3 separate regions of the Homo sapiens genome follow, and regions 1 and 3 are each linked to region 2. A link is a loop called in an ENCODE intact Hi-C map of the cell type or tissue named here. Cell type or tissue: PC-9. All regions are shown on one strand. Each heading gives the region's core, and the rest is flanking DNA. Links, peaks and the distances in the headings are about the cores only. Region 1 has its middle 25 kb from the start of DLX2-DT. Region 2 overlaps DYNC1I2 (dynein cytoplasmic 1 intermediate chain 2). Region 3 overlaps SLC25A12 (solute carrier family 25 member 12).

The links. Hi-C counts contacts between places; a loop is a spot of excess contacts. Peaks named below come from ENCODE experiments on the same cell type or tissue, not always from the same donor. Only the 100,000 strongest peaks of a DNase experiment are listed, where the experiment ranks them.
Region 1: it touches region 2 in a loop (8-fold over the local background); 22 of 110 quality-filtered maps call a loop at or near these places.
Region 3: it touches region 2 in a loop (2.3-fold over the local background); 4 of 110 quality-filtered maps call a loop at or near these places.

The regions. Positions count from the first base shown.
Region 1 is chr2:172,122,502-172,133,440 of GRCh38, reverse strand. No RefSeq gene overlaps it. Among named protein-coding and RNA genes, the nearest start is that of DLX2-DT, 25 kb to the right of the region's middle. RefSeq lists enhancers at 432-1,125, 1,126-1,820 and a silencer at 6,468-6,644. In PC-9, for the core only: CTCF peaks have their summits at 5,788 and 6,005 (motif pointing right); DNase peaks (open chromatin) are centred at 4,780 and 6,020.
Region 2 is chr2:171,699,573-171,710,511 of GRCh38, reverse strand. DYNC1I2 (dynein cytoplasmic 1 intermediate chain 2) reads right to left here. Exons shown (of 18, transcript NM_001378.3): 4 at 3,948-3,965; 5 at 3,135-3,225. Among named protein-coding and RNA genes, the nearest start is that of DYNC1I2, 18 kb to the right of the region's middle. In PC-9, for the core only: CTCF peaks have their summits at 3,962, 4,165 (motif pointing left), 6,509 and 6,708 (motif pointing left); a DNase peak (open chromatin) is centred at 6,681; H3K27ac peaks cover 1,164 bases.
Region 3 is chr2:171,792,971-171,803,909 of GRCh38, reverse strand. SLC25A12 (solute carrier family 25 member 12) reads left to right here. Exons shown (of 18, transcript NM_003705.5): 14 at 10,143-10,283. Among named protein-coding and RNA genes, the nearest start is that of SLC25A12, 96 kb to the left of the region's middle. RefSeq lists an enhancer at 5,221-5,751. In PC-9, for the core only: no CTCF peak of the experiment used is centred there; a DNase peak (open chromatin) is centred at 5,279; H3K27ac peaks cover 803 bases.

The DNA of each region.
Region 1 (10,939 bases), core at 1,994-9,993, 420 kb before region 2:
TTACGATTAATAAAGGTTTAAAATAAACAAATCAGCTTCAGCTTTATGTGACTATAGAAGTCCTGAAATTGCTGGACTTATGATAAGTGTATTAATACAGCTTGATTTTTGCATGAATGTATTAGTAGAAAGTTTGATTTTTGCATGAATGTATTAGTAGAAAGTCATCTATTCCTGATTTGACAAATTCTCATATGTTATTTTAAGGTTCTTCTGCCAGTTGATTTAAATACAGATTAGCTGTTGAACAAATATGTTTACTATTCCAAAATGGTGACATTTGGGTTCCAAAGTTTCACAAGACCATTCTGAGAATGACTTGAGGAGCACTGTATCATAACGAAGGTTTGATTTAGGTTGTCCCCATTTTGCTAAGCCTTATTATACCAAGTAAGCTCATTTCCAGGCCATGAAAAGCAATTCAAAAGAATTTCATATCCTCAGGATACTAGAAACCAGTACTCTGAAGATCATACTCTAAAAGTTGGCTCAGGCAAATTTCAATATGCAAATTTGTGCTTTTAAATTACACTTCATTAAAATACACTTACCAGTTTAAGTGGAGGCTGATTTTGTAACTGCATTTGGAATTTAGATTCTTACTACTTTCAAACAAATGCTATGTAAACATGAAAATTAAGTAATCAAATGATTCTTTGCCCTCCTTCTACGACACTTTTCACTTGAAAATACAAATCCTGAAAACATCCCACTAAGGAAATGAAGTCCCTCGGCTTTGGAAATATACTTTAACCAAGTGGAGAGCAGACTGCCCTGACCTCATGAAGATCACAGGCACAGGGAAACTTCACAAAGGCCCTGGGCAACTCAGCCCAGAAACTCTGCCCAGGCCCAAACAAGCCCTTTGCATTCTCCTGCTTTTACCAACCAACCCCAGGAGCCTGGCCTGTATTCTCAAGGTTGGCCTCCACTCCTCCTAGCCCTTAAGGTCCTCCCCGCAAGTCTGGCTGTAACAGGGCCTATGGTGTCCCCCAACACTCCTTTCATTACTGCTCTAGTTTGAGAAAAGGGCAGAGTGTGATAAAAGTGCAGAATGCAAGGACCAATAGCACTCACCCAACATGTGCAACAGCCCAAACTCCTCACAAGCCCGAGCCAGTAGAGTCATTAGACCCTCATTTTACAGAGAAGAGAATCAAAGCCCAGAGAACTTGTAAAATCTGCCTGAGGTGACACAGCTGACAGAGTGGAGCCCAGTCAAGCCATTGCTGGTGCCAGTGATTTCCCTGCCTCACTGCAGACTTGGCGTCTTAGACTCAGCTCCATTCAGTGGTTCAGAATTAGGGCTTTAGAGGTAGATAATCCTAGTTAGAGTCTCAGACCAATTACCTCCAAGCTATGTGACCTCAAGTAGATTATTTAACCTCTCTGGCTTCAGTTATCCAAGTCAAAGCTCAATGAATAGTAGCCATTATTATCACTTCTTTCTCAGATGCTAATCTGTAGTGTAAGCCTCTGTTCTCAAACTTTCCTTTGCATAAGGACCACCTAGGGGAACTTTTTAAATGCAGATTACTCCTGCTCTGCTCTTGGGACCTCTGAGCCTGGTCCAGGAGGAACTATTTGAATGTTTGTTTTGTTTTGTTTTGTTTTGTTTTGTTTGAGAGAGTCTCACTCTGTCACGTAGGCTGGAGTGTGATCTCAGCTCACTGCAGCCTCAGCCTCCTGGACTCAAGGGTTCTTCCCACCTCTCAGCCTCCCGAGTAGCTGGGACTACAGGCGCCTGCCACCACACCCAGCTAATTTCTGTATTTTTTGTAGAGACAGGCTTTTGCCATATTACCCAGGCTGGTCATAAATGCCCCTGCTCAAGCCATCTGCCTGCCTTGTCCTCCCAAAGTGTTGAGATTACAGGCATGTGCCACCGTGCCCAGCCTTAAATATTTTAATAAAATTCCTGGATGTTCTTATGCAGAGAGCCAAGCATTGACAAATGGCAAGCAAGTGCTTCTATCCTGTGCTTTTACTCCTTTGAAATGAAAGTGTCCACTAGACCATAAACACATTTGTTTCCCTTAGGAAAACTCTAGCTCTAAGAATTTGAAGTATTTCTTCTAAAACAGATTCCACTCCACATTTGTCTTCTACTGGTGGCTTTCAAATTTTTTTTACCATAACCACAATAAGAAATACACTTTACACAGTGACAAAGAATATGCATGTTTATATATACATACATAAATAAATTTTCCATAAAATAACATCTTCACTTTTCACACTTCTATTTTTCATCCATTTTCTCTTGTAATGCTGACCACAACCCTTTAATTTTATTTCACAACCCAGTAGTGAGTTGCAATCAAGAAAGACTAACAGTAAGATGACCCAGATGTTGGAATTAGCAGACAAGGATTTTAAAGAAATTATTATAACTAATATTAAAAGATATAAAGGAAAATATGCATGTAATAAGCAGATTAAAAATTTAAGGTTGGGAGTGGTGGCTGACACGTGTAATCCCAGCACTTTAGGAGGCCAAAGAAGGAGGATCACCTGAGGCCAGGAGTTCAAGATCAGCCTGGCAACATAGTGAGACCCTGTATCTACAAAAAAAATTTTAATTAGCCAGGCATGGTGGCATAAGCCTGTAGTCTCAGCTACTTGGAAGGCTGAGGCAGGAGAATTGCTTGAGCCGAGGAATCTGAGGCTACGGTGAGCTGTGAATATAGCACTGCATTCCAGCTTGGGTGACAGAGCAAGATACCCTCTCTAAAAAAAAAAAAAAAAAGAAAAGAAGAAGAAGAAAAGAAAGAAAGAAAGGAAGAAAAGCTAAGCAAAGAAATGGAAGGAATCACATGGAAATCCTAGAACTTAAAATTACAGGCCAAGCATGGTGCCTCATGCCTATAATTCCAGCACTTTGAGAGGCCAAGGTAGGAGGATTGCTGGAGGCCAGGCGTTCAAAGCCAGCTTGGTCAACATAGTGAGACCTCATCTCTACAAAAATTAGCTGGGCATGGTAGCACATGCCGGTAGTTCCAGCTACTAGGGAGGCTGAGGTGGGTGGATCAGTTGAGCCCCAGAGATCGAGGCTGCAATCAGCTGTGATCACGCCATTGCCTTCCAGCATGGGTGACAGAGTGAGATCCCGTCAAAAAAAAAAAGGGGGGCCAGGCACAGTGGCTCATACCTGTAATCCCAGCACTTTGGGAGGCTGAGGCAAGTGGGTCACCTGAGGTCAGGGGTTCAAGATCAGCCTGACCAACATGGAGAAACTCCATCTCTACTAAAAATACAAATATTAGCAGGGCATGGTGGTGCATGCCTATAATCCCAGCTACTCAGGAGGCTGAGGCAGGAGAACTGCTTGAACTCAGGAGGCAGAGGCTGTGGTGAGCTGAGATCATGCCATTGCACTCCAGCCTGAGCAACAAGAGTGAAACTCCATCTCAAAAAAAAGAAAAAAGAAAAGAAAATATAAATAAAAAGTACACATACGAAATAAAAACCCCACTGAATGGGCAGACTGAGATGGCAGAAGAAAGAGTCAGTAAACTAGAAATTACCTAGTTTGAAAAACAGGGAGACAAAAAGATTGAAAACAAAAGGCTCAGAGACCTATAGGACAATATCAAGCAATCTACCCTACATATAATTGGAACCCCAGAATGACCAAAAAGAGAAAAGAGAGCTAAAAAAAAAACTGTCCAGGAATGATGGCCAAAAACTTCCCTAATCTAGTGAACAACATAAATTTACAGTTTCAAGAAGCTCAGCAAATTCAAGCAGGAGAAATAAAAACCACATCTAGGTATATCACTGCTGAAAACCAAAGATAAAGAGAAGAATCTTTAAAGCAACCAAGGAAAAATGACTCATTACTACAGGAGAACAATGATAGTTTTAATAGACAACTTCTCATCTAAAACAATGGAAGCCAGAGACAGTGGTGTAATATTTAAATCTTTTTTTAAAAAAAACTGTCAACCCAAAATTCTATATTGAGTAAAAATATATTTTAAGAATGAAAGCAAAATAAAGCCATTTTCAGATAAATGACAACTAAAAGAATGCATCACAGCAGACCTATGCTACAATAAATGCTAAAGGAAAAAGCTTAGGCTGGAAGAAAATGAAACCAGATGGAAACTCAGCTCTTCAGGGAGAAATAAAGACTACCAGATGGCCAGGTATGGTTGCTAACACCTGTAATCCCAGCACTTTGGGAAGCCAGGGCAGGAGGATCGCTTGAGCCTAGGAGTTCAAGACCAGACTGGGCAACAAAGCAACAACATATCCTACAAAAAATTTTTTTAATTAGCTGGACATGGTGGTGCATGCCTGTGGTACCCACCACTTGGGAGGCTGAGTTTGGAGGATCACTTGTGCCCAGGAGTTCAAGGCTGCAGTGAGCTATGATCACACCACCACACTTCATTCAACCTGGATGACAGAATGAGAGTCCATCTCAAAAAAAAAAAAAAAAAAAAGACCACCAGAAATAATAAATATGTAGGCAAATATAAAAGATTATCTTTTCTTTTCTTTCTCTTTATTTAAATACATATGACTATTTAAGGCAAAATTGTAACGAAGTATTGTGGTAGCTACAGCATTCTCATACATAATACATGTGACAACTATAGCATAAAGCAGGAGTCAACAAACTTTTTCTGTAAATAGTAAGACAGGAAATATTTTAGGCTCTGTAAACCATGTGGTCTCTGTTACAACTATTCAACTATACCATCACATGGCATGAAAGTAGCCATAAACAATACATAAGTGAATGTGTGTAGTTATGTTGCAATAAAATAAAAGCAGATACAGCCAAGATTTGACTCACCAGTAAGAGTTTGCCAACCCCTGGCATAAAGGATTGGGGGTAAATAAAACTGTATGGTTGCAAAATTTTTATATGTAATATGAACTGGTATCATAATTCCAGGTAGACTATAAAAAGTTAAGGACATATATTATAATCCCTAGAGCAACTATTCAAAATAAAAATGCAAAGAATAGGGCCGGGCACAGTGGCTCAAGCCTGTAATCCCAGCACTTTGGGAGGCCGAGGCAGGTGGATCACAAGGTCAGGAGATCGAGACCATCCTGGCTAACACAGTGAAACCCCGTCTCTACTAAAAATACAAAAAAATTAGCCAGGAGTGGTGGCGGGTGCCTGTAGTCCCAGCTACTCGGGAGGCTGAGGCAGAAGAATGGCGTGAATCCAGGAGGCAGAGCTTGCAGTAAGCCGAGATTGCGCCACTGCACTCCAGCCTGGGCGACAGAGCGAGAGTCCGTCTCCAAAAAAAAAAAGGTGCAAAGAATAACAGAAAAGCCAATATCGAAAAATAAAATGGGACCAGGCACAGTGGCTCACAGCTGCAATTCTAACACACTGAAAAGCCAAGGTGAGAGGATTTCTTGGGTCCAGGAGTTCATACCAGCTAGGGCAACATAGCAAGACCTCCATCTCTACAAAAAAAAAAAAAAAAAAAAAAAAAAAAAAAAAAACCAGCCAGGCATGGTGGCATGCACCTATAGTCCTAGCTACTCAGAAGGCTGAGACAAGAGGATTCCTTGAGCCCAGGAGTTTGAAGATGCAGTGAGCTATTATCACACCAAGGTACTCCAGCCTGAGTGATAGAGTGAGACAATGTCTCCAAAAATAAGTAAATAAATTTTAAAAATGTAATTTTAAGAAAATACCCAACTGACTCTAGAGAAAACAGCAAAGGAAAAACAGAGGAACAAAAACAAACCAATGAAACAAACAGAAAACAAATAGACATAAGTCCAAATCTATTGATATTTATATTAAATCTAAATGGACAAAATTTGGCAGAGGTTATCAAACTAAATGAAAAAAACAAGACCCAACTATATGCTTTCTACAAGAGACATACTTGTGCCAGTTACCAATTTATTGCCTCTCAGCCCCAAATTCACCTTTCATTGCAGGTCCTGTAAAAATGGAGCTAGGTTCTTTAGATATTTTCCCTTTGCCATCTAGCAAAATACCAAGTTTTGTCAGTAGAGGGCACTAGAGAAACACTGCAGGAAGAAAGGATTTTCTTTCCTGGTTTTGTAGTGCTCTCTCAGCAGATAACCTGAGGCACTTTCAGCTTCTATAGTGCCCAGCTCCTGAAGTTCACAGTAGTCAGAAGTAAACAGAAGGCAGCAACTTCTGCATACCCTCTCAGGCAGTTTCATAGCAGAAAAAACCTCTAGCAAAACTCACTCCGCATTAACGACTTTCATTGGTACCCTAGAAAATAAGTGTCTGGATGGGCCGGGCGCGGTGGCTCACACCTGTAATCCCCAGCACTTTGGGAGGCCGAGGCGGGCGGATTAGACCATCCTGGCTAACATGGTGAAACCCCGTCTCTACTAAAAATACAAAAAATTAGCCGGCCGTGGTGGCGGGCGCCTGTAGTCCCAGCTACTCAGGAAGCTGAGACAGGAGAATGGCGTGAACCTGGGAGGCAGAGCTTGGAGTGAGCCGAGATCGAGCCACGGCACTCCAGCCTGGGCGACAGAGCGAGAGTCCGTCTGAAAAAAAAAAAAAAAAAAGGAAAAGAAAGTAAGTATCTGGCAAGTTTTGGAGGGTGGATTTCCAGCAAGTTCTGGGGTTTTTCTTATTGTTCATTTATTTATTTATTTATTCTTTAGAAACAGAGTCTCGCTCTGTCGCCCGGGATGGAGTGCAGTGGCGTGATCTTGGCTCACTGCAACATCTGCCTCCCAGGTTCAAACGATTCTGCTGCCTTAACCTCCCAAGTAGCTGGATTACAGGTGCCCACCATCATGCCCAGCTGACTTTTCTATGTTTAGTAGAGATGGGTTTTCACCATGTTGGCCAGGCTGGTCTCGAACTCCTGCTCAGGTGATCCACCCACCTTGGCTTCCCAAAGTGTTGGGATTACAGGCATGAGCTACCATGCCTGGCCACATTAAGTTCTGTTAATGTGGCATCACATTGGCTTCTCTGCCATTCAATGAGCCACCCTCTTCAACAAGGTCTAGCTCTCAGCTTGGCAAGAAGGGCATGCGAGGTAGTAGTAGAGAGGAAGGGCATTCTTCTCTGGGCAACCTATCTCAGCCTTAAGGACAGTGGCTGCTCCTTATATCTGCTATTTCTATATTCTTTAGAGTTTTCTTTACTACTAGCCAATCTCTCATTATTTCAATCGCGTTTTATTTAATAATTCTTTATATTAAGCATTCCCACTTCAAATTGCTGTATCATTTTTGTCTGTTGATTAGACCCTCACTAATTTGACCTTTCAATATAAAGACAGATAGATCAAAAGAAAAAGATGTAAAAAGATATACCCTGCAAACAATAAGCATGAAAAAGCTGGACTGGCTATCTTATGATCATATAGTCTTCAAGACAGAGTATGCCAGAGATACAGTGGGACATTACACAGTGATTAAAGATTTAATTCATCAGGAAGACGTGTATGTACTTAAAAACAGAACTCCAAGATACATAAAGAAAAACCGATAGAATTAAATGAAAAAACTAACAAATCTATAAACATCATTGAAGATTTTAATATCTTTTTCTCAGTAATTGATAGAACAATCCAAAAAAATAGCAAAGACATAGAAATTTTCTTTTCTTTTCTTTTTTTTTTTTTTGAGATGGAGTTTCACTCTTATTGCCCAGGCTGGAATGCAATGGTGCCATCTCAGCTCACTGCAACCTTCGCCTCCTGGGTTCAAGCAATTCTCCTGCCTCAGCTTCCCAAGTAGCTGGGATTACAGGCACCTGCTACCACGCGCAGCTAATTTTTATATTTTTAGTAGAGACAGAGTTTCATTATGTTGTCCAGGCTGGTCTCGAACTCCCGACCTCAGGTGATCCACCTGCCTCGGCCTCCCAAAGTGCTGGGATTACAGGTGTGAGCCACCGTACCTGGCCAATAACATACTTCTAAATAACAATAGGTCAAAGAATAAATCACAAGGAAAATTTTAAACATTTCAAAGTGAACGATAATTAAAATACAACATATCGAATATATGGAATACAGATAAGCAGTGATTAGGCCAGAGGTTCCCCAAATTTCTTGGTTCACAATGCCTTCCTTCATTGTCTCAGTAAGTTTTTACAGTTCCCCTGGCCCAAAAAAAGACCACATAAGAGTTACATTTATTAAGTACAGTCATATGTTGCTTAATGAAGAGAATACATTCTGAGAAAGGCATCATTAGGCGATTTCATCATTGTGCAAACATGATAGAGTGTACTTACACAAACCTAGGTGGTATAGTCTGCTACACACCTAGGCTATATAATAGGGCCTATTGCTTCTGGGCTACAAACCTGTATAGCATGTTACTGTACTGAATACTATAGGCAATGAGAACACAATGGTATGTATTTGCGTATCCAAATATATCTAAATATAGAGGCCGGGTGCGGTGGCTCATGCCTGTAATCCCAGCACTTTGGGAGGCCAAGTCAGGCAGATCACCTGAGGTCAGGAGTTTGAGACCAGCCTGGCCAACATGGTGAAACCCCGTCTCTACTAAAAATACAAAAATTAGCTGACCATGGTGGCAGGCGCCTGTAATCCCAGCTACTCAGGAGGCTAAGGCAGGAGAATCACTTGAACCCAGGAGGCAGAGGTTGCAGTGAGCCAAGATCGCACCAGCGCACTCCAGCCTGGGGGACAAGAGTGAGACTTCATCTCAAAAACAAACAAAAAAACAAAACAACAACAACAACAACAAAACCATAGAAAAGATACAGTAAAAAATAGACAAACGGGATCTAATTAAACTAAAGAGCTTCTGCACAGCAAAAGAAACTACCATCAGAGTGAACAGGCAACCTGCAGAATGGGAGAAAATTTTTGCAATCTACCCATCTGACAAAGGGCTAATATCCAGAATCTACAAAGAACTTAAACAAATTTACAAGAAAAAAACAACCCCATCAAAAAGTGGGCAAAGGATATGAACAGACAATTCTCAAAAGTAGACATCTATGCAGCCAACAGACACATGAAAAAATGCTCATCATCCCTGATCATCAGAGAAATGCAAATCAAAACCACAATGAGATAGCATCTCATGCCAGTTAGAATGGCAATCATTAAAAAGTCAAGAAACAACAGATGCTGGAGAGGATGTGAAGAAATAGGAATGCTTTTACACTGTTGGTGGGAGTGTAAATTAGTTCAACCATTGTGGAAGACAGTGTGGCGATTCCTCAAGGATCTAGAACTAGATTACCCAGCAATCCCATTACTGGGTATATACCCGCAGGATTATAAATCATGCTACTATAAAGACATATGAACACGTATGTTTATTGTGGCACTATTCACAATAGCAGACTTGGAACCAACCCAAATGTCCATCAGTGATAGACTGGATTAAGCAAATGTGGCACATATACACCACGGAATACTATGCAGTCATAAAAAAGATGAGTTCATGTCCTTTGCAAGGACATGGATGAAGCTGGAAACCATCATCCTCAGCAAATTATCACAAGGACAGAAAACCAAACACCACATGTTCTCACTCATAGGTGGGAATTGAACAATGAGATCACTTGGACACAAGGTGGGGAACATCACACACCGGGGCCTGCTGGGGAGGGGGGCCGGGGGAGGGATAGCATTAGGAGAAATACCTAAGATAAGTGATGAGTTAATGGGTGCAGCAAACCAACATGGCACATATATACCTATGTATCAAACCTGCACATTGTGCCCATGTACCCTAGAACTTAAAGTATAATGAAAAAAAGAAAAGACATGGTAAAAATATGGCATATAAAATTTAAAATGGTATACCTGTATAGACCACTTACCATGAATGAAGCTTGCAGGACTTGAAAGTTGCTCAGGGTGTCAGTCAGTGAATGTGAAGGCCTAGGACATTACTGTACACTATGGTAGACACTTCGGCTACACTAAATATATTTAAAATTTTTTCTTCAATAATAAATTAACCTTCGCTTACTGTTGCGTTTTTCTTTCTTTTTTTTTTTTTTTTTTTTTTGAGACAGAGTCTCACTCTGTCACCCAGGCTGGAGTGCAGTGGTACAATCTCAGCTTACTGCAACCTCCACCTCCCAGGTTCAAGCAATTCTAATTCCTCAGCCCCCTGAGTAGGTGAGACTACAGGCACCTGCCACCATATCCTGCTAATTTTTGTATTTTTAGTAGAGATAGGGTTTTGCCATGTTGGCCAGACTGGTCTCGAGCTCCTGGCCTCAAGTGATCTACCCGCCTTGGCCTCCCAAAGTGCTGGGATTACAGGCATGAGCCACTGCACCCACCCTACTACTACTTTTTTACTTTATAAACTTTTAAAGTTTTCTTTAACTTTTTGACTCTTTTGTGATAATACTTATCTTAAAACATACATTGTATAGCTGTACAAAAATATTTTCTTTATATCCTTATTCTATAAGGTGTTTTTTTTTTTTTTTTTTTTGAGATGGAGTCTCGCTCTCAACCCAGGCTGGAGTGGAGTACAATGGCATGATCTCGGCTCACTGTAGCCTTTCGCTCCTGGGTTCAAGCGATTTCCAGTGCTAATTCTTGTATTTCTAGTAGAGACAGGGTTTCACCATGTTGGCAAGGCTGGTCTTGAACTCCTGACTTCAAGTCATCTGCCCACCTCGGCCACCCAAATTGCTGGGATTACAGGCATGAGCCATGGCACCCGGCCTGCTTTTTTCTATTTTTAAAATTTTTTACTATTTTTTTTACTTTTAAAACTTTTGTTACAAACTAAGATAAAAACACACATATCAGTCTAGCCCTATAGAGGGTCAGGATCATTAATATCACTGTCTTCCACCTCTACATCTTGTCCCACTGGAAGGTCTTCAGGATCAATTACATGCACTGATCTGTCATTTCCTATGATAACAATGCCTTCTTCTGAAATGCTTCCTGAAGGACCTGCCTGAGGCTCTTAATGGGGTGGTGTCACTCTTTTTAGA
Region 2 (10,939 bases), core at 1,860-9,859:
ATGTTTAGACAGCATATTTTATAATGTCTTATCTATTCCTACTCCCTGAGTGTATTAATCTTAGACCATCTTAGCCAACTGAAGTTGCACGTACAGGTGCATGCACACATCTCACATGTCTTCATGTATTTTCCTATTATATTTCTTCTAATTGTCTTTATTCTTACATTAACATCGTGTTTGCTCAATATGAGTTCATTAGGTTTCATTCTGAGACCTGGGCACTCTTTTTAAATGTCACATATTTAGAAATGCATTATTTCACTGCCAATATCACCATCACAATATTAATTACCTCTATGAAAGCTGGATATGATTTAGTAGAATTCATCATTTTCTATTACTCTGTGTGTGTGTGTGTGTGTGTGTGTGTGTGTGTGTGTGTGTGTATATATACATAAAAATGAATATACTCAGCCCTCTTGAAAATTAATGTTTCCAAGTGAGTCTGTGCTCTCAAAGGAGACAACGTACATATTAAGGTTAAAAAGATGTGGCTGGGTGCGGTGGCTCAAGCCTGCTACCCCAGCACTTTGGGAGGCTGAGGTGGGTGGATCACCTGAGGTCAGGAGTTCGAGACCAGCCTGGCCAACATGGTGAAACCCTGTCTTTACTAAAAATACAAAATTAGCTGGGCGCGGTTGTGCATGCTTGTAATCCCAGTTACTTGGGAGGCTGAGGCAGGAGAATCGCTTGAACGTGGGAGGTGGAGGTTGCAGTGAGCCAAGATCGTGCCACTGCACTCCAGCCTGGGCAACAAGAAGGAAATGCCATCTCAAAGAAAAAAAGAAAGATGTAAGGTCACCTCACTCAAAAAGAGGATTTTTCTCTCCGTTAAACTCACAAGAAACCAATTTTGTATTCATTATCTAACAAGAACAAATACTTTAAAAAATATTAACTATTTGTTTTTGTGTTTTACAATTTATCATTAAAAAAACTATGCTTCACACTAAACATAGCACACTACCCTTAGGGCTTTCCAATAAAGTCAACAGTATCTTTAAATTAATGATGTAATCACTACAATGTAAATTCTATGAAAGCAAGGACCATGAATGTTTTATCTTCTGTGGTAAACCATAGTATTTTAATAAAGTTGGTAACTTAATATTTGTTCTATACATGAATAAATATTTTTCTTACCATTATTACTCCCTGTATTAATTTACAATATTCTAAAAGGTCTCTAATAATCTCTGGGTTGTCCATAAAACTCATGGGGACATGTTTTAATTCACATTAATTTAAAAAACTTAAGTGTCAAAGTACTTTTGAAAGCAAACTTGCTGACACTGAATTAAAATAATCTACTATTCAAAATCAGGAACGATGAGTCATAATGTACACAGTATAGTATCTACATAAAAATAATGTATAATATCAAATAAAGACATTTAATAAATATAGTAATTTTTAATCTTGGGAAACATTTTTACTATGGTAATGTTGTAGAAGGGAAAAAAAAACGCTTTCACTTAAAAATGCCAGTTGATTATTAATTGTCTAAAGGAATAGTGGCTGGGTGCAGTGGCTCATGCCTATAATCCCAGCACGTTCGGAGGCCAAGGTGGGTGGATCACTTGAGTCTGGGAATTCGAGTCCAGCCTGGGCAATATGGCAAAACCCTGTCTCTATAAAAAATACAAAAATTAGCCAGGCATGATGGTGCGTGCCTGCAGTCCCAGCTACTCGGGAGGCTGATGTGGGAGGATCGTTTGAGCCCAGGAGGCAGAGGTTGCAGTGAGCCAAGATTGCGCCACTGCCCTCCAGTCTGGGTGACAGAGACCCTGTCTGCAAAAAAAATAAAAAATAAAGGAATAATGACATATTTGTATAAAAATATAGAAGCACAAAATATGAAAAAAAATTTTAACCCTATAAAAATGAATTTACACTAGACAAATTGTCTTTATTCTGTAATGCATACTATTTTATAAGGTAATAACATTATTTCTAAAAAGAAAATTTTGATTTTCCTTAAATGAAAGAGTTATGTCATTTTCCTCCAAAGATAGTATAGCTTAGATTTGTGATTTTGGTTCTATTTGGAAAGCACTTCTCAAATTCAAGCTGGCAAGCTTTATGTGCCTTTTAATTGTTAATGATAACCTGATTATTCAAGAGCTGATTGAAGTATTGAGTTTACAGATCATCCAGCCACCTTGCTTTTTTTTTCTTGCCCTGTCTTTTAGATATTTATTACTGGTTTGTAACTTCAACTAGAGGGACTCAGGCATAAAAAGCTTAAAACTTCTAACAGCTTATGTCTTATTAAAAGGTGTGTTAAGAGATTTTCTTGGTGAGGACATGCAACTTCCTGGCCCAAAATAAGCATTCTTAATCAGCTGTGGATTTTGACTACCTATGTTTAATTTCATTTCAGAAGTCAAAAAGTACATTTAATACTCACTATTTTGTGTGTGTGTGTGTGTGTGTGTGTGAGAGAGACAAAGAGGAATAAGTAGTAATACTTTTCCCAATATGATCTTTGAAAGAAAGCTGAAATCTTACTGAACTTTTGAAAAGCAAGTCCCAACATGTATGCAGGATCCTAAAACAAACACGAAATGTAATTTTACAAGGAAGATGCAAGTTCAGGAATGCTTGACAGTAAACATTCTCAATGTTGTCCTTAGCAGTTATTCCTTACTCTTGACATTTTATGCATTATTATTCTCTATCTTAATTAGCAGAACTAATGACTTAATAGAACAGAATTGAACTGTTTAACAGAATTGTTTACATTTTCAATTACTGAATGGGGAATCAAGCACAAGAGAGAGGTTTTACACTATTTACACCCAAAACATTCACGTAATAACCAACAAAAAGTTTAAACAGAAAAATCTAAAAGCATTAATATCTCTATTTTTAATATAAAATAATTAGCATAAAACCGGTTGACTATTTAGTACTAAGTTAATTAAATGTGACAGTTAAAATATTATTAAAAAAAAACAAAGAAACCTTTTTTTTCTCCCAGTGTCCAACAGAGAATTTCTATGCCATTTTAGATTTTAAAATGTTAGGACTAACTCGACACAACTATTTAGAGTCCCTTTAAAGTATCAACAGTATTTGGGCACTGAATGCATTCTATCATTAAAACATTAAAAGGAAAATTACTGTACCTAGATCCCACGGCGCCATCTCCAGAGTCTTGGCTTCCAGCTTCACTTGGAGTGCTCACAGATTTGGAGGATGGAGACATAGGAGGAGGGACTAAATAGTGAAATAGACAGGTATCCGCTGTTACTACACGGAGAGGTTGCTCAGCTTATGACGTTTCAAAAATAATTTAATGAAGTAATTAACAAAAAAGAAAAAAACAATGGCAAACCAAAAATCAAAAATATATGAATGAAAATGAACAGCAGAAAGAAAGGGGAAAAGACAAAAAGTTAACAATGCATGCTGAAGATTCATGCAATTTTTCTGGCAAAATGCATTTGAGCTTTATAATTTTTTTAAAAAGGCAAGATTATGGAAGGATGCATCTTCATCTCATCCATCACCAAATGTGGCCACTAATTTTCAAAGGAGAGCATTCCTTCTCCCCCTTGTAACTTTTCACTTTTAATATCACCAGATTATAAATATTATTTACAATTGCTGCCAAAATTCAACTCTGAAATATGTTTCATTAAGTTATTTAATCTCTAGTTTCTCAAGATTTATTTTAAAATATTAACTTTTGTCTAATAATTTTTTCTTTCAAAAAGTAATGTTTAAAATGATTTCACTGCCTCCCCCCCAAAAAAAGATATCAATTTAGAGAAATGACTGCAGCTAAAGGAATGGCTCCTTTAAAATGTTCATTAGTTTCCAGCAATTTGGGTGAAAAATGCAAACAGGCAATAAAACAGCATGCCTTCTAGACATTATGCATAACATAAAGTGATGCATGCAAATAAACAAGGCAAGACTTATGGGAACTTCCTTACCCCAGTATTCAGAAAAAACTGAAGTGTACAGACAAAGATACAGACACCCAAAATATTCTTAATCCCTTCTTATAGAAAAATACACATTTTTCATAGTATATAAAATAAACAGCAAGTGCTTTCCCCTAGATCCTCAACTTTTAACATTATATAACAACAGCTGAACGTGCACATTTCATGCTATGACATTTGTAAAACTTTTTGATTACCGTTGCAGGGAGTATAGGAGGATCATCACTGCCATCTTCTGGTTAAATTTTATCATAAATGTCCCCAATCCCAAGTATCTTTTCAAAATAATTTTTCAGTGTATGATATTAAGTGACTAATACAGTTTATGTTGAGCTGAAAGCCCTTCTTTTAACAGTCTACTGAAAAGAAGGCAAGTTCCTAGTTATATAGGAACTAAAGAAATAAGTATTTAATTAAAAGTCTGTGTTTTTTAGGATAGTCACATTCATTGAACCTTAAAATTATGTCTAAATGTTTATACACGCTGCAGTAAAAACAGTGGGCTTGGTAATCTATCAAAATGTATAATATATTATGATGGCTCACATCTTAAACATAAGTATAAAACTGATCATCCTTATTTTTTCAATGGTAAATTCTAATTGACACCAATAAGATTATAAGAAAAAAAAATCACAACTAGAATATTTCTTTCCTAAGATACAGTGGCTAACTGCTTAAATTTCAAAGGACTATAAAAACTTCATCAATGTTTCTAATATTGTGATTAAATGTGTCAGAAACAACTATAAGACCAGATAGCTTCCTATAGTTTACATGTAGGTGGCACTGTGCTAGGTGCTGTATGTATAATTCAAAGTACCTAAAAATGATTTTCATCTAAAGTAGAAGAATATTAATGTCCCTTAATTTATCTTAGGTTACATTTCTTCATTTTTTGTCCATCTTTCACTGTGAGGCTTCCCCTAGTCTAAGTCCCAACTGATATAGGACTAGAGTAATACTTAACAGTTGTTTGCCTACTGTGCTGTAAACACAAATAAATGTTTATTAAATTATAGTGAGGCACCACAATGTTTTCAAGATTTTTAAAGAAGAAATTTTGTATGCTTTAAATTACATACCTAATTTCATACTCAGAAAAACAATTTTTCCAAGTGTACATATCAGAGGTTGGAGGAAAATTAGTAAAATTCCCATCAATCTATTTGTGATGAACTACAGAATTCTTTTTCAGTTTAACATGCTTTTCCCCCTTTCTGATGATTTCAAGTATCAATGACTCCACTGAACAAGTTCAACAGTATTTTACTTGGTTAAAGACTACATTTTTAAAAAATGTTAATCAAAATTCTTTACAGAAACAGGCTAAATACTAATTACACAGATAAACAGATACATTAACAGCCAGTTCTGAAATAAAAGTTTCAGAAATAAAAAATAAAAGGGTGATGCTACCATATTATCACAGTTTCTTAGCCAAAGCCAAAATAAATCACAGTGACTTCACATTTGTAATTATATAAATATCTCCATCCCAGAACTATCTTCTTTCTCCCAAATATAGGTTCAAGCCAAATGATGGAAAAGACTCTATAAAGGACTCTTAGCTATTATCTGAGCCACAGCTACATTTTGCAATAATAAATAATGTATACCACAGAAGGGACAATCCTAGAAAAAAATTACTATCATTACAAAAGGAGGAATATTAATTTTTAAAAAGGGGAATGATAGTGTTATTTGGTAACTGCTACATTTTAATCCAATTAATCTAGAAAAATCAAAGAATACTAGAATTATGCAAGAAGGCAAATACCACTATATTCCCAGACTTCAATAAACCCCTGAGAACAAATGAATGCATGCATTCAGGAGGCCAAAACAAAACAGAAACACTAATCAACTCACAGGTTCTCAAATGTAAGAAAAGACTCACTTCTGGAATTCATTTTTAAAGACAGTTTGTAAGTCTAATCAGCCTTGAAAATAACATAAACCATTACTAATTAATTTTTGCCAAGTATCTGAGATATGATCTGCTTAGTAAGAACAGTGATTCAATCAGATTACCTTTACTCCACAGTTCTGCACATAAACAGCCTAAAACAGGTTTTAAATGGTATAAAGTAAAGGAATTAATATAAACATAGGTGAATATGTTAATGAATTTCAGCTTCTTAGAAGTTTAGAGCACAGATACCTATTCTCTTCTTTGACAACTGTCACAGAAGAAAAAAAAAAAGAAAAAAAAAAAAAGCTAAACCATGGCAGTCACTGATCATGTAGGTAATGTGAGAAAGACTGTACTTCTTTAACTATCCAGGACAAAAAGGCAATCAAGAAAGCCTTTCCTACCAGCTTAGACCTTGTCCTTCCAAGGATATAAAATTAACACTGCTGGCTTCTGGCCTGTGAAGAAACAACTAGAATATTTTTAGACCACAAAGGACCTGGGAATGCACCTAGATTTAGAATTAGCATTAAGTCTGGGTCAACCACTCAGAACTACACAGAAGTCTCAAGGGCAAAGGATGGCACATAGCTGAATTATTTTTCAAGTAGAAGAAAGCCTCTGGCAAGAAGGGGTTTTTATCAGGAAGAAAGACCTGGAAAAGGTAGAAAGCTAAGGAAGGTGAATGTAGGGAATGGGAGTGTTGGTAGAAGACTGTGAAATGGAAGGAGTGAGCTTTTGGGATGCGTGGAACCCAAAGTTGTGAAGTCTCTTCTAAGGTCATCAATGATACTCAGTACTCAAACACAGTCCACGTTACAATAATGCCCCCTTCTGGACACAAGTGTTCTTAGCCCGGAATATTAAAATTTAAATAACTACCTATTTTTCATACCTTACTTTTTTTTGACCTTCTGAAAGATGTTACTTTAAACCTTAACTCTCTGAAATATTAATTTCTTCCTTCCCCTTGCTCTTTCTCTTCATAATGAGGTTTAAATATCCTCTACTAATCTCTCGTAAGAGTTTCATTTCCTTTATTCTCCTTGTCAATGTGATTTAGAGCATTACATTAAAAAAAAGAAATTAATAAGTGAAAATAACATTTTAGCTCGGGTGTGATGTGTCATGCCTATAATCTCAGCACTTTGGGGGACTGAGGCAAAAGGATTCCTTGATCCTAGAAATTTGAGACAAGCCTGGCCAGCATAACAAGACTCTGTCTCTACAAAAAATCAGCTGGGCATGGTGGCGCATGGCTGTAGTCCCAGCTACTCAGGAGGCTGAGGCGGGAGGATTGTTTGAGCCCAGGAGGTCAAGGCTGCAGTGAGCCATGGTTGCACCACTGTATTCCAGCCTGGGTAACAGAGTGAGGCCCTGTCTCAAAAAATAATTAAATTAAACAATACGATTTAGTTGTTGTCCTAAAGCAGAATGGCTTTAATTCGCCCTTACCAGGCGGTAAGACATGACCTAGTAATAATGGAACAAAAATTTAGGTGTCTAGCCTGTGATGGCACCAGAGGTAAAAATGTAAGTAATATATTCTCCTTGCTCTCAAGAATCTCTAACAAAAAGTCATCAAGTTGCCAAATAATTAAGAATCTACCAGTAGGCAGGGACAGTGACTCATGCCTGTAATCCCAGCATCTTGGAAGGTCAAGGCAGGAGGATCGCTTAAAGCCAGGAGTTTGATACCAGCCTGCACACTCAGCCTGTAGAGATGGGTGAGTCCCCATTTCTACAAAAACAAAAAAATTAGATGGCTATGGTAGTGTGAACCTGTAGTCCAAGCTACTTGGGAGGCTGAGGTGAAAGTACTGCTTGAGCCTGGAGGTAGAAGCTGCAGTTTGTGCCACTGTACTCCAACCTGAACAACAGAGTGAGACTGTTTAAAAAAAAAAAAACTACCAGCAAAGAAAAGTTATGAGAGGTTTGATTAGCTGTATCTCTTTTTTCTTTAAACCAATTGTTTTTAGTAGGAAAAAAAAATCCACTTTAGGAAAACAATAGATTGATTTTTTAAAATAAACCCAGTGTTTTTATACTTCTATGCTTTAAAAATATTTAATAAGGAGTACATTCTATATTGAAAAGAAAAACAAGTATCCATCCTAAGTCATGATACAAAATAGATTTTTTACTGTGGTTTACTGTCAAAAAAGGTTTGAAAGCCATGGCCTTCATCCGTATCCTGTATTTTTCAGGCCAAATTACAAATAAATACTGGACTTGTAGGCATATGTTTTAAGGATTATGAAATGCACTTAGCCTAATTTTCTAACGGTAATGAGATCTTCAGAAAGCCTTTAACCCTTCACAGGTTCCATTATAATGGTAAATCTGCCAACAAGAAAGGGAAACATCATTTAGAAATAAGAACCTCAAAGAAAGGAAAAGATGTAGATCTAACTTGGAAACTTAAATTCTTAAATCTAAATACAGTGTTAACCTTTTCTGGGAAGGAACAGCCAACCCTTTGTTCATAGCTATTTGGAGAAACTGGTAATTCAACTGTTAATCAGCTCATGCTGCTTTGATAAACACAATCTCACATGCCTACACATTATTGAAAATTTCAAATAGATATCATAAGCTAAATAAATTAAAGCAATGACATTTGGCTTGTTTTTCAAAGCATATTTATTTACTGCTCCCTACAATGTTCTATCTTGACCAGAATTGAGTCTCCACTCTTAATTACTGACAGCTAAAAACTCTGAAGTCAAATAGTTCACAACAGATAAGCTAATATTTAATCAAGAGGAAGATACTATTCCGCCCCACTCAGAAAAACCTTTGTTGAAAATTATGCCAGATAGTATACTCTGTAAAAAATTTTTTATTAATAATCTATTTATAAAATGACTGGAGATAAAATATGCTACCTTCCCCACTGTCTTATAACTAATCCAAATACTCAACAAAGTTTAAATCATATATAAAATGTTCTTCAAAACCTTTCTATAGCCAATCATGTTCACTAGGGACATTTTTATTTTAAAAAGTAGCTACTTAACTAAATTATCTCTCCATGGCTTAATTTAGTAATAACATTAAACTAACAGTATGAAGTTTAATGGTATCTTTCTTCCTTCTCCCTTTCTCTCTTGTATCTACACTCATAAACAAACAAAAAAAAAGTTGGCATAAAGAAAAACAGCAAGGGGCTGGGCACAGTGGCTCACACCTATAATCCCAGCACTTTGGGAGGACCAGGTGGGTGGATCACTTGAGGTCAGGAGTTCGAGACTAGCCCGGCCAACATGGTGAAACCCCGTCTCTACCAAAAATACAAAAATTAGCTGGGCTTGTTGGCAGATGTCTGTAATCCCAGCTACTCAGGTGGCTGAGGCAGGGGAATTGCTTGAACCTGGGAGGTGGAGATCGTGCCACTGCACTCCAGCCCGGGAGAGAGAGCAAGACTCCGTCTCCAAAAAAAAGAAAAATAGCAGGGGAATGATCTCTTTTAAAGTTTATAGTCTAAACATGCCCATTCAAGATGAATATAAAAATACAATACTAATACTACAATATTTACCCCAGCAAAAAGCTTGTTTTTGAGTTCAAATCCATTAAGATAAAATCAGTTTGTTATTGGCTACAAATGGTTTATCAAGACATATTTTTTATTTTAACCAACTTTTCTCAGAGTCAACTCTCAAAAATCAGAGTCACCTAAGACAGGCTATAAAACTAGGATAATTGGCCAGGCACAGTGGCTCACACCTGTAATCCCAGCACTTTGGGAGGCTGAGTAGGGTGGATCACGAGGTCAGGAGATTGAGACCATCCTGGCTAACACGGTGAAACCCCATCTCCACTAAAAATACAAAAAATTAGCCGGGCGTGGTGGCGGGCGCCTGTAGTCCCAGCTACTTTGGATGCTGAGGCAGGAGAATGGCGGGAACCCAGGGGGTGAAGCTTGCAGTGAGCCAAGATCACGCCACTGTACTCCAGCCTGGGCGACACAGCAAGACTCTGTCTCAAAAAAACAAAAAACAAAAAACAAAAAAACTAGGGTAATTGAAAGCTGGTTATAGTTACGATTAAACAAGCCAGTCTTTAGTCTCTACAGTAGTTTGGTTTAGTGACCCATCTAAGACACTATCCTGCTTAAAACTCTATTAAAATGCCTTTCATCACTTATAAGGCTACGATTTTTTTAAATGTTGAAATCTCTCAGAAAATCCCTCAAAAATTTGTGACTTTGATTTATGGGTAAATTCTCTGTGAATGTGGGCTGGACTTAGTGTTTCTCTTCCAATGGACAGAATGTGGCAGAGGTGATGCTTTGTGACTTCCAAATCTAAGTCATAAAAAGGACAGTTTTCTTCTGACTCTCTTTTTCTCTTCGATTGCTCACTCTGGGAGAACCCAGCTAACATGCTACCAGGATACTCAAGTAGATCCGTGGAGTGGCCCACGAGGATGGGAACTCAGCTGTCCCACTAGCAACCAACACCAACTTGCCAGCCATGTGAACGAACCACCATGAAAGCAAGTCCTCGAGCCTCAGTCAAGACTTCAGATCACTAAAGCTCTAACTGAAATCTTGACTTTGACCCAATGAGAGAAGTTGAGCCAGAACCACCTAGCTAAGCTGCTACCAAATTCTTGACCAGCAGAAACTATAAGAGATAATAAATGTTTATTGTTTTGGGGAGAAAAAAACAGACATAAGAAGAAATAGAAAATCTGAAGAGACTATAACCATTAAAAAAACTTGAGCAGTTAGGGAGGCCAAGGCGGGAGGATCACTTGAGGCCAGGAGCTTGAAACCAGCCTGGGTAACATAGCGAGACCCCATCTATACAAAAAAAAATTTTTTAAACTAGCCAGGCATAGTGATACCTGCCTGTAGTCCCAGCTACTTAGGAGGCTGAGGCAGGAGGACTTGAGCCCAGGAGACTGAAGCTACAGTGAGCTGAGATCACACCACTGCACTCCAGTCTCGGCCACAGACTGAGACCCTGTCTCTAAACTGCACCCCCGCCCGCCGCCACACACACACACACACACACACACACACACACACACACACACTCCAAATGATGAATAACCC
Region 3 (10,939 bases), core at 1,224-9,223, 94 kb before region 2:
CTACATCCTTTTGCATCCCTACTAGTAGTGTGAAGCTTCTGATTTCTCTACATCTTTGCTAGTATGTGTGTGCGCGCGTGTGTGTGTGTGTGTGTGTGTATTTTTTTAAATAATGGTAGCGTCTCACTATGTTGCCCAAGCTGAGAGTGCAGTGACTGTTCACAGGTGTGAACATCACATGCTACAGCCTCGAACTCCTGGCCTCAAGTGATCTTCCTGCCCCATCCTCCTGAGTAGCTGGGACTACAGGCATGTGCCATCATGCACAGCTACTTTCCACATCTTTGATAACACTTCTTATTGTCTTTTTACTATAGCCATCTTACTGAGTGAAAAGTGATACCTTATTGTGGCCTAATGACTGACAATGTTGAGCATCTTTTTGTGTGCATATTGACCACTTGTATATCTTCTTTGAAAAAATGTCTATTCAGAATTTTTGCCTATTTTTAAATTGGATTGTTTTTTGGTTACAGAGTTCTTTGTATATTCTAGATATGAGTCCCTTTTCAGATATTTTTTATTTTCTTGATGATGTCTTTTGAAGAATTGGGCTTTAATGAAGTTCGTTTAATCTATTTTTTCTTTTGTTGTTTGTGCTTTTGGTGTTATATCTAAGAAGTCATTAATCCAAGATCATGAAAGATGTATGCCTTTTTTTTCTGGTATATAGAAATTGACTTTATATGTATGCCTCCTTTTTTCTTTTCAGAGTTTTATAGTTTTAGCTTTTACATCTAGGTCTTTTCCGATTTTTAAGCCTAAGTTTTTTAGGTTTTTTTTTTTTGCCTTGAACAGAGAGAGATATTACTAAATGTCAGTTTTGTTTTAGTTTTGATTGCTAATGTTTTGGTGTATTTCCTTCTAATGTTTTCATATACATGTGTACATGCTCTTATGCATAGACATATGTGTGCACATGTGTACACACACACACACACACACTTTTTAAAACCAGATGGAAGTTTTGTTGACTCTGACTTCCTGATTGGAAATGCAAGCAACTCTCACTTACTACAGGAAAGAGGGAGTCACAGTGGAATGTCTTATTTTAGAAGTAGTATATAACCTTTGGGAATAGTAGTATAAACAGATTGTGCATTTTCAGATTTTTATTTTTATTTTTATTTTTTCGAGACAGAGTCTCGCACTGTCGCCCAGGCTGGAGTGCAGTAGCGTGATCTTGGCTCACTGCAAGCTCCGCTTCCCGGGTTCACGCCATTCTCCTGCCTCAGCCTCCCGAGTAGTTGGGACTACAGGCACCCGCCACCAGGCCTGGCTAATTTTTTGTATTTTTAGTAGAGACGGGGTTTCACCGTGTTAGCCAGGATGGTCTCGATCTTCTGACCTCGTGATCCACCCACTTCAGCCTCCCAAAGTGCTGGGATTACAGGTGTGAGCCACAGTGCCTGGCCCATTTTCAGATTTTTAAATCTCATTGTGAACATTAACCAAACTTGTGTTTTGTATCTATATCAAAATCTTCTCAAACAAACTTACTCATTCAGAATTTATGATAACTTGGATGTGCTATCCCAACATGTTTTTTGTTTATTTGTTTGTAGTATCTATAAATTGAACTCTAGGTTAAATTGCCTGACCTTGGCTAGGTGTGGTGGCTCATGACTGTAACCTCCACACTTTGGAAGGCTGAGGTGGGAAGATGGCTTGAGCCTAGGAGTTCAAGGCCAGCTTGTGCAACATAGTGGGACCCCCCATCTCTACAAATAATAATAATTTTTTAAAATTGCTTGACCCTTTTTTAGGTGGAGATGGGGTAAGATTGTATGTGTGTGTATACAGTTGCTCAGTAAATATCTCTTATGAATGTTGAGTGTTGTATGAGTATTAAATATGTAACAGTAGGTTTTAAATAATTTTTCCTGTTATTCTCATAGGTAAACCATTCTTATCAGACCATATGTTTATTTTTCTATTAGAAAATTTCTGTCTTTCTGTACACACACACACACACACACACACACACACACACACACACACAGATCCAGATATTCCTCGACTTCCAATGAGGTTACATTGTAATAAACCTATCATGAGTTGGAAATTTTTAGGTCAACAGTGCACTTAATACACCTAACCTTCTGAATGTCATAGCTTAGCCTATCCTACCTAAAACATGCTCAGAACACTTATGTTAGCCTATAATTGGGCAAAATCATAAAACACAAAGCCTGTTTTATAATACAGTATTGGATATCTCATGTAATTTATTGAATACTGTACTGAAAGTGAAAAACAGGCTGTATGAGTACTTGAAGTATTGTTTCTACTGAATGCATATTGCTTTTGCACCATTGTAAAGTCAAAAAACCATAAGTTGTATCATTGTTAAGTTGGGGACCACCTGTATATATGTGTTTATATATAATATTTATATGTACAAATGTATGTTTATTCGAAGACACAAATATAATTGAATGTTTGATTATGATATCTATTGTGGGCAAAAATAGTACCTTAATGTCAACCTAGAATTTTCAAAGTACATTATTATGCATTATTGTCACCCTCTATAAAATAGGTAGATGAGAAACAGAAGTCCAAAAAGGCTAACTCTCTTACCCCAATTTACACAGCTAATATATGCTGGAGGTTTCATGTGAACCCAAGTATTCTGATTTTTTTAGACCAAGTCCTTTTATTCTATGATGTCCTTTTGGGGGAATCAAATCATTGATTGTGTCAAAATAAATCTAGATGACACTATTCAACTTTATAGTGACTTTCTTGCCTCTTTCCTTCCTTCCTTTAATAAGTGTATGAATATGACATATTTACATATTTGGTTTTTTAGGTATAATTAACATTTTTAAAAGGAACAGATTTTAGATATTCAGCTCAATGAGTTTTGACAGTTGTATACACCCATGTAATCACCACCTAAGATAATGAACATTTCACCCCAGAAAAGTCGTTCATGCGTCTTTCCATTCAGTCCCTTCTCCCTTACCCCATGCAACCACACTTCTGATTTCTGTCTGAAGTTTTGTTGTTCTTGGATTTCATGTAAATGGAGTGCACGAGATGCATTCTTTCATGGCTGGCTTCTTTTGTTTAACATGTTTTCAGAGAGTCATCCTTGTGTGGGTATCAGGTTTGTGTTTGTTTTAAATTTTGCTGAGTAGTATTTCATCGTACGAATTTACCACAATTTGTTTATCCATTTTTCTCTTGATGGATGTTTGGGTTTTTGTCTGTTACAAATAAGGTTGCTGTAAACATTCTTGTACAAATCTTTTTGTCAACCAATATTTTCATTTTTCTTGGGTATCTAAGAATAGAATAGAGTCGATGTATATTCAATTTAAAATAAACTGCCAGTTAGTTCTTAGAAGTGGATGGATCATTTTATAGTCTCCTAAGCAGTGTACAAGTATTCCAGTTGTTCCACATCTTCACTAATGTTTGATATCTGTAGTGTTTTTGATAGTAATCATTGTAGGTATGTGAAATAGTATCTTATTGTGGTTTAAATTTGCATTCTTCTGATTCCTAAAGATGTTGATTATCTTTTCATGTGTTTATTGGCTATTCGTATATGTGTGTGTGTGTGTGTGTGTGTGTGAAGTATCTGTTCAAGTCTTTTGCGTACATTTTATTAGGTTTCATATTTTTTACTAATTGTAAAAGTTGTTTATACATCATGGATACAGCCCTTTGTCAAACAGATGTGTTGTGGATATTTTTTTGCCAGTTTGTGACTTGTTTATTACTTTTATTAATGATGTTTATAGTAGTTTTTAAAGAAAAAGTAATTATGTAGTTTTTTGGATAGATCCAGAAACTTAAGGGAGAATAAATTTAAATATCTTTTCAAATTAACAAAGCAGAATATTAAAAAATCTAAATGGACTAACCTTTAGGTACTTTCTAATGGTCTCTTTGGTAAGTACCTGTTCTTTTTTAATTGTTAAACTCGAATCAGAGATTAGTGATAAACTTACCTAGCTGACTGCATTACCTCTTTCAGAGAGTATATACTCCTGAGTGGATGGAAGTCATGAAACTCAAAACTTATTACTCAGCAAAGTGCTAATGTTGCAGGTGAATTTTCACAACCCTATGCGAACACACTTTCTGGAGAACACGTTCTTTCCCTTTGTGTCTTGCTTTCAGTCTGCATAGTGCTCTCAAATGAGTTAGTAGTGCACAAGACCTCGGTGAGGCAGAGAGCATGGTTGTGGGAATGGAATGGTTATGCCGAATGCAAAATCTATGACGATCTAGGTCAGTAGTCTTCCAAACCTAGAATCTTTCAACTCTCCCATGCTTTTTCTCAGCTTAAGCATGTGTCTACACACACCACATACACACACCCTCCCTTCATATCGGTAAAGCAAAAAGCCCACATGTTAGGCGGAGCATTTACTAATCCTGGGGGCCAAGATCTGTAACTAGCCAGCTCCTTATGATGAAGAATTCTATGTCTTCCTCAGCAAGCCAAGCTTGTATATCTCTAAAGAGTAGTTTGGAAACAGCTCTTCCACCTCTCATCCCCAGGAATTAGTGTAGTCCAACTTTATGCCTACATACTTATGTGAACACATATAGATATGCATACAAGTTGAAAATCCTTATATATTTATGTCAAAAGTGGCTTATGATAGGTACACAGGGATTTTCATTCTTGCTGTCTTAGTTCATTTTGGCTGCTATTAAAAAATACCTTCGATGGAGTAATTTATAAACAACAGAAATTTATTGCTCACAATTCTGGAGGCTGGAAGTTCAAGATCAAGGTACCAGCAGATTCAGTGTCTGGTGAGGGAGGGCTTGCTCTCTGCTTCCAAGATGGCACCTTGCTGCTGTGTGCTTGCATGTACCTTGCTGCTGTGTGCTTGCATGTACCTTGCTGCTGTGTGCTTGCATGGTAGGAGAGACAAGGCAGCTCCCTTCAACCTCATTTATAAGGGCACTAATCCCATTCACTAGGGCAGAACCATCATGACTTAATCACCTCCCAAAAGGCCCTACTTCTTAATACTATAATGTTGGATATTAGTTCCAACATATGCATTGTGGGGAAACACCAATATTCGGATCATAGCACTTCCCTTACCCTAGTTAGGAGTATATGTAGTGTTAATTTGTAACACCCTCGCATATATCATCACTCAGCAATGAGCACATTGCATTTATTTCTTTTAAACTATCACTATCCTATTTTAGAAAGAACCATAGCATTTCCTATTGCTTTACAAAAATATGAACGGTTGGTGGTGTGCAAGGCTGAGTCACTGTCTGTTCCTGTTCCTCTTGAGTCAGTCCTAGTGACAGCTAGTTCTGTGACTTTTACTGTTTATCTGGTTATTTTATACGCACATACTGTGTTCATCTGGAGTTGATGTGACCTTAAATAAATTGAAGTTAGATTTTCATCAGTCTCGATAAGGGAAGACTTTATAATGAGTTGCTTAGATTGGATATTTTGTGGTTGGAGGGAAATCATTTCAATCTATAGGAGACAACAGATCAAAGAAGGAAATAAACAAAGGACTTGGCACAAGCAGGGCCCAGCCTCCAACCTCTTTGTGAACCTTGCCCCAGGGGTAGGATTGAGAGGGCAGAAGGTTGAATAGGCCTAATCCTGTATACAGCCCCTCGGCCTTTGGCACTGTGGAGGCATGGTGACATCTCAAAATTACATCCTTTTCCCCGCTAACTTTTGCTGTCAGCTTTAGTTGATTTTCTCATTAAAAAATTCATATGATATAAGATTAAATGGAAGTTTTTTATTCTTTCCATTTCTGTTATATATGGGTAACCCTCATTCAAAATGAGATTTGTTCTCTTTTATGTATCTTTTAAACTCAGTTCTAGAACAAAGAAATGACAACAGAATACTGAAAAATAGAAAGCATCTAAGTCTGTTTTAGTATTAATGTTTGTATCTCTTTTAAAAAATAGGCGGGAAATTTAAGCAATTAGAGAATTAGAAGCTAATTTTGGTGATTTCATGAGTGAAAAAAATTCAGCAAAGGTATGATATAGAGTGGTATGTTATCTAATGTAAGCATTAGTAACAGAAGCAGCAAGATGCCAAATTTAGCAATGTCCATTTACATTTATATAGCTGTGTATCATTGTGATTTAATTTAAAATTTTATATATCTTAGTGTCGATTATTTCAGGTCACTAGCTATATTTGATTAGGTTTTTTGATGTTCATATATAATAAGCTTTTTAAAAAACCTTGGGTCCACAGTAACTAACGCCAACCAGTTTAAAAAATATATTTGCCAAATTACCAAATTTACCATGAAGAAGAATATGCGAGAGAAGACTTAGTCTATAAAGAAGCCATTGTTTCTAAGACCAGGTCTGTTTCTTGTTGTTGTTGCGTAGTTAATACATTCATATGTTTTGAAATTTAAAAGGTACAATAGAGTATGCTATGAAAATTATTTCTCCCAGCTATTCAGTTTCTCTTTCCAGGAGGCAATCAATGTTTTAATCTTTAAGCCACTTGGGTTTTGAGAAACTTAGGTAAATTTTGACATATTTATGATCAAATGTGTGCCTAATATTTTATGTTCTGTTTTTGTCATTTGGCGTGATTTTATTATCAAATCATATTGCCCAATTAATAGCATAGAATTGTATCTACTTAGCTGTTTTATTGGGAATTTGAATTTCTTCCTGTTCAATTTTGCTGCTATTAAAAATAGCAAACATTAGCATATTTGTAGAAATACAGGTACTATTTTTTATTGAAAAGTTACTGTATTTATGAAATTCTCTATATTAAAGATTATATTTACTGCAAGCAGTGCTTTTCCCCTTTGGAAAGCTGTTATTAATGATATCATTTATAATCAATAGAGTCTTAGAAGAAATATGGTATTTCTCTGTATTTGTTTCGCAGAGAGGAAACACCCAGTTCAAGAGTTTGATAACATCATAGTCCCTCATTCTGAGTTGCTTGATTTATTACCAGTATAATTGAACTAATCTCAGATTTTACTCCCCCTTCCCTATCCCCAGTTTAATATGTAGGATAGAGAGAGTGGTCAACCTCAGAATCCGAAAAAGAACAGTGCATATTTGCCATGTGTGTTTCCCTTTAAGCATTATAAACATCCAGAGTTTTAGACAAATTATTACGTTGGTACAAAAGTAACTGCGGTTTTTGCAGTCTTTATCTTTGCTAAAATTATTCAGCGTTTCTGGAAAGTATTTGCCTTATGTTCCTAGGCCTATCATGAGGTTTTAAAAATGTATACTAATTACTAAAAAAAAAAAAATTTTAAGAGATAGGGGTCTTGCTCCATTGCCCAGGCTGGCCTTGAACTCCTGGGCTCAAGTAATCCTCCTGCCTCAGTCTTGTGAGCAGCTGGGACTACAGGCATGTGTCATTGCACTTGGCTTGTATGTTAATTTTTAAAACATATACAAATCATTAATTGTCAGAAGTTTTCCTCCTTCAAACATAGGCATGAAACAAACTTACAGATGTGTGCCTTGCTATAGTGTCATTGATTATTTGCACTCTTACTTGCTAGATTATATGTGTTTATAAATGCACATCAATTGAGTTTTGTGGTTATGTCCTGTGCGTTGTTGGGATTTGGTATGTGTGCTAGGTAACTAATCTTCAAAGCATACAACAATTAAGGTGTATGTATTTTTAAAATGTAGTCCCAGCTGGGTGCAGTGGCTCACGCCTGTAATCTTAGCATTTTGGAAGGCCAAGGCGAGTGGATCGCTTGAGCCTAGCAGTTCGAGATCAGCCTGGGCAACATGGTAAGACCCCCATCTCTACAAAAAATACAAAAATTAGCTGGGCGTGGTGGTGCACGCTTGTAGTCCCAGCTACTCGGGAAGCTGAGGTGGGAGGATCACCTGAACCTGGGGAGGTTGAGGTTGCAGTGAGCTGTTCCTGCCACTGCACTCCAGCCTGGGTGACAGAGTGAGGCCCTGTCTCAAACAAACAAACACAAACAAAATGTAGTCAGTTATTTCTTTTTATTGTACCATTTTTGTAAAGTTTCAGTAGAAAGCCTATTACTTGTATACTTCAAAAAATTTGAAGCATTGTTAAAGGAGTATAAATCTCAATCAATTATTTCTAAAAGAGAGAAGGAAGAGGAGGAGGCAGCTGTGGGGTGGGGGTGGGGGACACGGATTGGAGTACTCCTGCCCAGCAGGATGTTATAATTTACTAATGATTACAAACATGAAAGACCTTAGTATTTATTTAAACATAATGTCCACATTTAACACTTGGCACCCAGGGACTGACACTGTCTGGTAGTGGCAAATTTGGGGGAATTAGAATAAAAATTTGTGGTTCTATTCATTTTTAAATCTGCTTTAGTTAAAACATAAAGCAGATATGCAACCATTATTTAAGATAGTCTTTGCAACCATTATTTAAACAAGAGATTTCAGGGAAGTAGTAAACTTTTTCAATTGATTTGGTCTTTAATACTAGCTACAGGAGCAATTACTTGGATTATCATTTTAACATAATTTTTCATGCAGCAATCCTTTTGAAAGTATTGTTTGCTTAGATTGAAACATTAAAGTGCTTCCTTCTGCCTGCAGTACAACAGATTCAAAGAGAGAGAAAGGCAGGCAAATCAACATGTAAAATTGGGTCAGTACATCGTTGGGGGACCTGTGTGCCAGTGGTCTGGATTGTGTCGAGTTGAGGAGTTAGAGGAAACCATGAGAGAGAGATAGCAAATTGCTGCACCTCCCTGCTCGAAGGACAAAGAGGGGATTAAGGCCCTGGGGAATCCAGGACAATAAGCTGTCCATGAAGAGGGAAGGAATTTAGTATCAGTGCTGGCAATTTTGAATATTGAAAGGAGTTAAGGAGTCAGGATTGGAATAGGGGTAGTTGGGGGATTTATAGTCCCAAGGCAATTAGGAAAATGGGCTGAGCCATGTTCCTGCCCCTTGGAAGCGGGTCTGGGAGGGCTTTGGGTTTTAGATAAGTGAGCAGGAATGTGGGCAAAGGTTGAGCACTGAAGTGCCATTGAAAGCTGCATGTGAATTTTTAGGTGTTCTATACCTGTGGAATTACAGTGCCCCAGATTTCATATTTCACATGTGATTATATACAATGATTATAATGATATGAATATCATTATGAATATTATATGAGTATGGTTATGATTACATAATATAAACAGCTACAGTTGAAGATGTACAAATGGGATTTTTCATTTCATGAAAGGAGATATATATTTTATTTATTTTTATATATCCATAGTCACACACATTTTTTTCTTTCTTACAGAAACCAAAAAAAAGAAGTTGGTAGAAGTTTTGTTAAACGTTTTTTTTTTTTCTCTACTAGTTAACAGATTTCAGATGCAAATATACTCTCATTATCCAAATTCAAATCTCTGTCACTCACCACAGGAATATAGAATGTGGCTTTGATCTTGAGGGTGTTGTACTCATGGTAACTAGATGTTCCATTTCTCAGCTTTGCCTTGAAGAGTTTTTCTGGTTTTGTCTTGAAATGATACTGAAATTTATCTTTCTAAATTCTTCCCTTTTGTGTGGGTGTAGCCATGTACCTGTATCAGAGTTTTGCTTAGGATAATACATTTTAGAATTGGAACTGGAGGAGACTTTTCCCCTTCTGACTTAAGGCACCAAAGTAGTTTTAATTGCTCTACAATCCAAGGAAGCAGAAGCAAGTGGGTCTGCTGCCAAGAACGCTTACCACAAAGAGGAAAAAAATAATTGTAGCTCTGAATTTTAGCTCTGGCTTGTAAAATATGACAGTCTTTTACTATCTCTTTTTCTTTCATTGAGTACCTTGCTGCCACATCTGGCTCCGCTTTTTTTTCCAAATGGGTTTATTTTGTTATTTTGAATATGGCTGGGGTGATCCTGGAAAGACTGGTCTGAGAAACAATCTTGACATTTCAGCTAGAAACAAACCCAGAGGTAGATTGATCTGAGACAGAGTTTGGGACCATCCCTCTGAACCTCTCCAGGGTTGGCCTAAGTGTCAAACTGTCATTCCCCCCTGAGGAAGGAAGTTTCACCTCCTTCTTTTCAAGATAGCAAGATGTGGAGGCTTTGCTGGATTTTCCTTTTTTACGCTGCCAGTCGGGCTCTGATGTGGAATCTGCCTGTCTCTTCTCCCTTGCCTACAGGCTGGAGGCTCTCAGGTCATTTTTACCAACCCATTGGAGATAGTGAAGATTCGTCTGCAAGTAGCTGGAGAGATCACCACGGGACCCAGAGTCAGCGCCCTGAATGTGCTCCGGGACTTGGGAATTTTTGGTCTGTATAAGGTGGGTAGGTTTAGGTTATAATGTACTCAATAAAATATGAAAGAATGTGGAAACCAGACTTCTTCCCTCCAAGTTGAAAAGCAATCTTGTCCAGCAGGGTAGTCTGTGGAGCAGAAAATCAAACAAAAAGAAAAGAATCAGGACACTTGTATGAGAGGCAGTGGGATACACATGCAGCCTCTCCTGTTGTCATCAGGCTTTTATGAAACTGCCAGCAAGGAGGCCAGCACCGCAGACCTGCTGGCCTCAGGCTCACAGCCTTTCATTTGCTGGGGGGCTTGGGAAAACTTTCCCTGGTGCTCTCTTTGGGTTGGTTTAGGGCTTCAAAATAGTCTTATGTTTATTTTCGGTCTGATTATCTCTATTGTTATCTTCCCAGTGGGAGCTTTTGTCTTAATAATTTGACCACAGTAAAACAGTAGTAGAGTTTGGTAGGATTCAGGTCTTTAAGAAGTTAAGTGGTAGGATTTGTCAATAATGAATTCCATTAAAAAAAAAAAAAACAAACCAACAACAGAGTGTACTGTACTTTAACAAAATGCCAGTCAAAAGATTCCTTCCCTGCGGGTATACTTACTCCCATCATTACAGATCAGATGTAATGGAGCAGAAGCTATTATTTTTCTTAAACAAGGAAGAATATTTCTTTCCATTCC